Linked DNA regions of Homo sapiens: region 1 is linked to region 2. Evidence: read pairs that join two places in POLR2A ChIA-PET (ENCODE). Cell type or tissue: HepG2. All regions are shown on one strand.

What was found. ChIA-PET counts read pairs that join two places held together with the same protein. Peaks named below come from ENCODE experiments on the same cell type or tissue, not always from the same donor. Only the 100,000 strongest peaks of a DNase experiment are listed, where the experiment ranks them.
Region 1: POLR2A ChIA-PET joins it to region 2 with 6 read pairs; 1 of 35 experiments calls an interaction of 5 or more read pairs at or near these places.

The regions. Positions count from the first base shown.
Region 1 is chr2:8,412,005-8,416,004 of GRCh38, reverse strand. No RefSeq gene overlaps it. Among named protein-coding and RNA genes, the nearest start is that of LINC00299, 86 kb to the right of the region's middle. In HepG2, no CTCF peak of the experiment used is centred here; DNase peaks (open chromatin) are centred at 2,034 and 3,634.
Region 2 is chr2:8,124,333-8,128,332 of GRCh38, reverse strand. The region is part of intron 7 of LINC00299 (long intergenic non-protein coding RNA 299); the gene reads left to right. Among named protein-coding and RNA genes, the nearest start is that of LINC00298, 150 kb to the right of the region's middle. In HepG2, no CTCF peak of the experiment used is centred here; DNase peaks (open chromatin) are centred at 1,392, 1,822 and 2,312; H3K4me3 peaks cover 258 bases.

The DNA.
Region 1 (4,000 bases), 290 kb before region 2:
CTGGAAACTTTTGGATTTTCACTTTCAAATATAAAAATCAGCACAGTCAATACCACCTTCTTATTGGGTACTTACCACCTTCTTATTGGGTACTAAATGAAGCACTGTAAAGTTAACGTTTATTAGACATAGGACCCTTTTCATTTCAAATGGAGTAAGATGACACTCATTTGGGAGAATTTAGGGAAACACCAGTCTGAATAGTAGAGGAATTGAATGAGCTACAGTAACAAAACTAAGATAGAAATGTCGCCTATTAGGAGTCCTTAGGGAGCTACAATTACGAATATTTAACGATGACTTATTTCCTGTAACAATTATTTGTGAGTGAGTGCTTTGGATGTGTTGAAACAATGTATTCTCTGATGCATTTTGATACTTCCCCCTCCACATACTGTTTATACACTTAAATTGCTGTGTGAAAGAAGAAAAGGATTGCTGGGTGTAAAGTTAAACTTCAGCCTAGTGTGAACGATTCCAAATCAGCCGATTCCAAGTTAATGAAATTTTACCTTAGTTCACACGAACAGGTTTAGTCTGCCAAAACGTGAACTATGCTTGGGGAAAGGGAAGTGGTGCAGGCAGTGTTTCGGGGTGAATAGACTTTGTGAGGACAGTCAACAGAAAGCAGAATTCCAGGAGCTTCCATTTTCTTTGTGGGTCACACACCCAGAACACACAGAATACACAGTTTTTAACACAATGTTAAAAATTGGTGGGCTTGTCTGGCACTGAGTGCTCAGCAACCTGCTCTTTGTGCATCGTCTCCATCTGAGATGAGCCAAGTCACAGCTTGTCTCCAGAGGATGAAGGACTTGCTCAAGACCAGTAGGTGTGCTGAGCCCAGAGGGCCAACTGTTCCCACCCAGTGCCGTGTGCCTGTGTGGCTGCCTCGCAGCTAGGCTGCGTCAACTTGCAACTTGGCCTCTGTGCTGGGAGGCAGCCACTCCTTCTTCCCTCTCTGAGGATTTTGACAATGTCTTCCTCATGACCCCTCATTATGTTCCAGCACCAGGAGCATCACTGCGAGGTGGCTGCACAGAAGTGGAGATCTGAGGTGGGCGGGAAGCCCCCTTTCTCCTTTAGGTTTGCATTTGAGGATGAGTCAAGAGGACTTAGGTCTATTTTTATTTTTTTGAGGCAGGGTCTCCCCCTGTCACCCAGGCTGGAGTGCAGTGATGTGATCATGGCTTAATGTAGCCTGGACCTCCTGGGCTCAATTGATCCTCCCACCTCAGCCTCCTGAGTAGCTGGGTAGCCAGGCAGGTGCATGCCACCATGCCTGGCTACTTTCGAATTTTTTGTAGAGATGGGCTTTCACCATGTCACCCAGGCTGGTCTTGAACTCCTGAGCTCAAGAGATCCACACACTCAGCTTTCCAAAGTGTTGGAATTACAGACATGAACCACCACGCCTGGCCATATTTATTAATTTTTAAAATGAAGGATCCAGGAGTAAAATTTTGGCCACTGAACAGAAGAACCTGCTGCAAGACAACACTCTTGATTTTTGTTGTTTGTCTGTTTGTTCGCACTATCTGCTGGGCTTTTTTTTTTTTTTTTTTAACTGTAGTTATCCTGACTTCAGATTTTTCCAGGTGATTTTTTTGGGGTGCAGACTTGAAGAAGGCTTGCCTCAAATCACCTGTCCCTGAAGTAGCCGGCAAGGGCAGTGCTGTGGGCTCAGCCAGTTCTGAAGTCTGAGGAACCTGGGCATTTCCAGTGCCCAGGTAATATATCTGTTTCTCACTTTTTCAAAATCACCTGATTGGAATATATATATATATATATTCATCATATATATAATGCAGAAACACTTAGACATGTGAAGCAAAGCTTCACTTTTATGGGCTTATTTTTAAAGGGTACATGCTGTTGTGTGCCAGATCATAGTTACCTTTGAATGATCGGGTTGTATCTACAAATAGCTTGCACACCTCTTGCTAAATGTTTTCCTGTTGGCAGAAGCCCGCCAGTGTGTTGAAAGACTTTCACAAGAGCTCTGGCCCATCTCTCTCACGGTCCTTCTGTATTTTATTGGCTGCTTTTGCTGATAAGAAATGCCTATGTGATTTGGACTGTAACTGCATCAGGAAAAAGTCAAAGTACTAAGTCCAGAGAGAGCCTCTTTATTTATTTTTTTAAAAGTATGTGTTTGCCTCTACAACCCAGATATTCTTTCTCCTCACCTCAGCAATTTGTTCACAGAGTACGTTACTCAGGGTGAGGTGGCCAGACTCACTTATTTGCCTGGGTAGCGCTGGTTTGCAACGAATTGTCCAGGTGTTGTAAGTAGTAACTTCTCCTTCTGCTCTCAAAAATGACCTTGTGTGGACAATACAGGATATGACCATCCTACTTAGAGTCCCCTTCCCCCACCCCTGACAGTTTCTGCACATTGCATTGACACCACATTTTTTGAAGAGGCACATTTACCTCTGGCTGGTCCTGTGTGTGAAAACAATTCTGTTCATTTCAAAGCTGTCCATGGTATAGTGGCCATGGTTTTTATCCTTGGCTTCTTTAGAAAAAACCCAAATGTACCTGGTTCCTCTTGACCAGTTTTCAACTGCAAACTGAGAGGGGGGAGGCATGCTTCCCTGAATTCTCATTCCCTTTGGTGCTGAGGCAAGGGGAGTACAAATGGTCTTTAAAGAAACAGTTTAGGCTGGATGCGGGGGCTCACACCTATAATTCCAGTATTTTGGGAGGCTGAGGCGGGTGGATCGCTTGAAGCCAGGAGTTCGAGACCAACCTGGGCAACATGGTGAAACTCTGTCTCTACTAATAATACAAAAATTAGCTGAGTGTGGTGGTGTGCCTGTAGTCCCAGCTACTTGGGAGGCTGAGGCATGAGAATTGCTTGAACCCGGGAGGCAGATTGCAGTGAGCTGAGATGGCACCACTGCACTGCACCCTGGGTGACAGAGAGAGACTGTGTCTCCAAAACAAAACAAAACAAAAAGAAAAGAAAAGAAAATTGAGAAGTTTGAAAACGCCTTGATGTTCGGGTGTGCTGGGGCAGCCTTCTCCAGCCTGCCTCTCAAGGGGCTCTGTGATGTGCTCTCCCTCCACAAGGAGCATTGGTGTGGTGCCATGCAGTTATTTGGGAGCCTGTTGTCCTATCCTGCCGTCTGTTGCAGTTTTACAATGTCATTTCCCCAGATTCCTTCAGGAATGTTTCCTCACAAAGGCCTGCTTTTGCAATGCCCCAGGGAGCGATTCTGTCTCATTTTCTTGCTCTTTTTCTTGCTTAGCACTTAATGAACTTTTCTTGGCTGTTTCAACTGTCAGCATTTAAAGTCTGCTGGTGAATGTTGGTTGGCTTTCTCTGTGCTAAACTGGACCATTCAGTGGCGATTATAGTTCTTCAACATCATGAGAAATTTGAGGGAAAGGCGAACCTTCCAAAAGTCTCTCAATGCAGCAGGAAGTGCGTCTGGCAGAAAAAGGAAGGGGAAAAAAAGCCCTCAAGGTCCATTCTCTTCTCATAAGACAGAATGGGGCATGTACTGGAAAGCCCTATGGAAATAAAGCCAAAAGGAAAAAGACAGATGCCACACTGATGTCTTCGCTTGTGTTGTTTGTATGACACAATTGGCATGTGGCCCATTCCTTCGCAGGTTAATAAATCATTAACAGAACGTGGTGTTAGACCGGGCAGTGCTCAGAGACTCCTAGACAAATATGACGTCATTCCTGACTTTAGGAAACTCTGAGATTAGTGGGAAGACCAGCAATAAGCTGATGCCGAGGGAATAACTTCCCAAGTGGGGAGACAGATCTGAAGCACCGTGAAGGCACCGAGGGCCACCATCTCCACCTGGGAAGGGCCTGGGAAGCAGACAATCCAGCAGGGAGCCAGCTAGCCTGGGTATGCAGCAGGCACAGGCCTGTCTTCAAGGGTGCCACGTTGAGGGAATTGGAAATATTAATAGTTCAGAATGGCCAGAGGAATGGTTCTTTCAGGGCACCAAGTGGCAGGTTCATTCATTCATCC
Region 2 (4,000 bases):
TCTAAGTCTCTTTGTAGGTCACTCAGCACTTGCTTTATGAATCTGGGTGCTCCCGTATTGGGTGCATATATATTTAGGATAGTGAGCTCTTCTTGTTGAATTGATCCCTTTACCATTATGTAATGGCCTTCTTTGTCTCTTTTGATCTTTGTTGGTTTAAAGTCTGTTTTATCAGAGACTAGGATTGCAACCCCTGCCTTTTTTTGTTTTCCATTTGCTTGGTAGATCTTCCTCCATCCTTTTATTTTGAGCCTATGTGTGTCTTTGCATGTGAGATGGGTTTCCTGAATACAGCACACTGATGGGTCTTGACTCTTTATCCAATTTGCCAGTCTGTGTCTTTTAATTGGAGCATTTAGCCCATTTACATTTAAAGTTAATATTGTTATGTGTGAATTTGATACTGTCATTATGATGTTAGCTGATTATTTTGCTCGTTAGTTGATGCAGTTTCTTCCTAATCTCAATGGTCTTTACATTTTGGCATGATTTTGCAGCAGCTGGTACCGGTTGTGCTTTCCATGTTTAGAGCTTCCTTCAGGATCTCTTTTAGGGCAGGCCTGGTGGTGACAAAATCTCTCAGCATTTGCTTGTCTGTAAAGTATTTTATTTCTCCTCCACTTATGAAGCTTAGTTTGGCTGGATATGAAATTCTGGGTTGAAAATTCTTTTCTTTAAGAATGTTGAATATTTGTCCCCACTCTCTTCTGGCTTGTAGAGTTTCTGCCGGGAGATCCACTGTTAGTTGATGGGCTTCCCTTTTTGGGTAACCCGACCTTTCTCTCTGGCTGCCCTTAACATTTTTTCCTTCATTTCAACTTTGGTGAATCTGACAATTATGTGTCTTGGAGTTGTTCTTCTTGAGGAGTATCTTTGTGGCATTCTCTGTATTTCCTGAATCTGAATGTTGGCCTGCCTTGCTAGATTGGGGAAGTTCTCCTGGATAATATCCTGCAGAGTGTTTTCCAACTTGGTTCCATTCTCCCCGTTAAAATTTTAATACAAAGGCATCTCCACCACTTAAATTATAAAATAGCAAAGCACCGGAGAAAGCCACAACTTACAGAGATTCAGCTTTTGAAGATCCCAGTTCTGTCTGGGAGGTTTGACACATGGAAGGACAGAGGAAACTTGAGCCATCCCAACTGATTTTCACTCCTGTGCAGGAGTTAGCTATTTAATTTGGCACAACAGTGGAAACGCTATCTTGGGAAAACTGTATTATCCCAATCAAGTGCCTCAAAATGCTGTCAATAGCAGTGACTGACTTCTAGAAGGCCTGGCCATCGCTCCCTCCTCTCCCCATCAGTCCTTTGGGTTCACTCTGGGCCATGTGATGTTTGTGCACAAGAAATTCTTAGCAGACTGGAGCATAAGTCAGACCAAGCTGAACTGTTTGTTGAGCTCTGAGGCCTCTGACAAGCCTCAGTTAATTGTTTAGTGAGGAGCCCTTGACAGGCCAGATCTGGCCGAGGTAGACAAAGTCTAGCCAGGCTAAAACCAGGATTATAGCAGGACTCAAGTTGCCTTTATTCAAATTCAGACATTTTGTGGTACCTAATCTTGTGCTAGGCATTGTGCTAAGTGTTGGGGGATACACACATAAATGGGGAAATTCTTTTGCTCTCTAGAAACTCATAGTTGATTACTAGATTCCATAAATATTTATTAGTCACCAACTATGTGCTAGGCAGGAACACATGAGAGAGCTGATCCTGGGTTTTATGGAGCTCACAGTGGAGCAGAGAACTTGGGCATCCAGCAAGTAACTGGAAGTACAGGTGGCGGAGTCCCAGTGTTCAAAGAAACCCACAGTCCCTGCTCCCTTGGAGGTCACAGTTCAGTGTGGGAGACAGACATGTGGGTTAAAAGTCCAGTGTCGTGTGGCATTTATAAGAGCAAGGATAAAGATTACTGTGAGCTCATAGAAGCCAGCGATGCTAATTTTGCGTGGAAGTGGAGGAATGCTAGTGGGAGGAGACACTGGTAAGAGGGGAGTAAGGCACCCACAAATCAGAACAGCGGGTAGGGCATTCCAGGCAGAGGGAATGTGCTCCTCCTGAGCATAGGAGCAGAGAAGAGCACGGAGAGTGAGAGGAAGGGCGTGCAGGGTGACCCCGCATGGGAGCTGTGAGGCTGGGAAGGCCCCTGAAGGCCAAGTGAGAAGCTTGTTTTCTGATGAAGTCAAATAGATCGTATGTGCTTCCTGCCAATTATTCAGATGGGTTGAGCTCTCTAGGTCAGCTATCTCATGATGGGGTAGTTTCCCAAGAACGGGCTTGGGTAAGTTACTCCCATGAAAGTGTCAGGCATTGTGCAATTTCATAACATGCCCTTTGAGAAGATAAAGGTGACCTTGTGCTCTGGGATCTACAGGGTTTGTGTCACCAAAGCAACCGGAATGACAACATTTCAAAATTCACTTTTTTTCATCTTATCAGTATCACAATGATCAAGTCAGCTGGTCCCTCAAAAATTTAGAATGTGCCTTTGTAAAACGACACAGATAAGAATTTGCTGATGAAATTATAATTCAGTTCTCATAAACACATGCTGGGTCAAACACATAGTCTTTGTTCCAAAGCCTCCCTCTTGCAATGAAGAAACACTCAGTGGGTTTTGTTGATGTTGCTCTGCCCCTTTTGTCAAAGTACCATGTTACACAAATTCATCTTTTTTAAAAGTGAACATTTAAGTGAGTTTTACCTAAGTATTAGGTTGGTGCAAAAAACTGCAATTACCTCTGCACCACCGTAATATTTTTGCAAGATCCTATTAGTTGAGTGGGGAATGCCCAGGTGGCCCATGGTGTAGCCAGGTGTCCAGAGCCCTGGGTCTGGCTCTGCCATTCACCAGCCACATTGCTTGGGGAACGTTTCATACCTTCTTTGATTGTAATGATTTTAAAAATCAAAGGGAACTTGAAAACAATTTAGTCTTCTCCCCTGATCTCATGGATAAGTGCTCATCTGATTGAAGAGACTGAGACAAGATCTCTGTGCTAGTTACACCAAAACCCAGCTTAGAAATGAGTTATTGGAGTCTCACTCCATGGTGGTTTCTCTTACTTCTTTCCGCCTGATTTGTCTCAGTTTCCTCATCTGTAAAAGGAGGACAAGAATTCCTGCCCTGCCTTCTCCATTGGTTTATGGTGAAGATGACACAAGACAAAATGCGCAGAAGCACACTGGCCCTGGGCTTGCCTACACCTGTGCATGTAACAGAGCCAATGCCACCCTCGGACAGACAGGCGACAGGTCTCATCCTTCATGTCCTTCTCCATCCTTTCCTGCTTTTCATCCTTCACTTATAATAGAAACCTATACATTATGGTAAAAATGATATCTTAGCAATTTAGGAATTTCAGACAAGATATTTATTTCTTGAACACCTGCTGTGTGTCAGCCACCTTTTTAGGTATTTTACCATTCAGAAGAAAAGCAGGGCGGGGGTGGGGGGTGGGTAAGGATTAACATATATTATGTGGATGGAATTTGTGTTTGTGTGTGTGTGTGTGTGTGTGTTGTTTAGTCACATGACTTATTTCATAGAATCATTCTTAAAACCACCCAAGGTGAGGCATTCTTATGGCTAACTTACTAGTGAGTAACTGATAAGTCTCAGACAAATGAAATTACCTTCACACACACACACACACACGTCACAGAACAAAAGCTTTATGAGTCTTACCCTTACTATAGGTGAGAGTTTCTTCATCTCAGCATTATTGACAACTTTGACTGAATTATTCTCTGTGGCAGGTGCTGTCCTGTGAACCGTAGGATGTTTACCAGCATCTCTGACCCCCACCCACCAGGTACCAGGAACCCTTCTGCTCCAGTTAGGACAACAGTGTCTCTAGACATTGCCAATGTTCCTTTGGGGGAAAACTAACCACCGATTGAGAACTAATACCATACATGACATGCTGTTATTTTTTATATGATTCTATATCATATTCTATTTAATTTAGAAAAGCTGATTGCAACCTACTAAATTG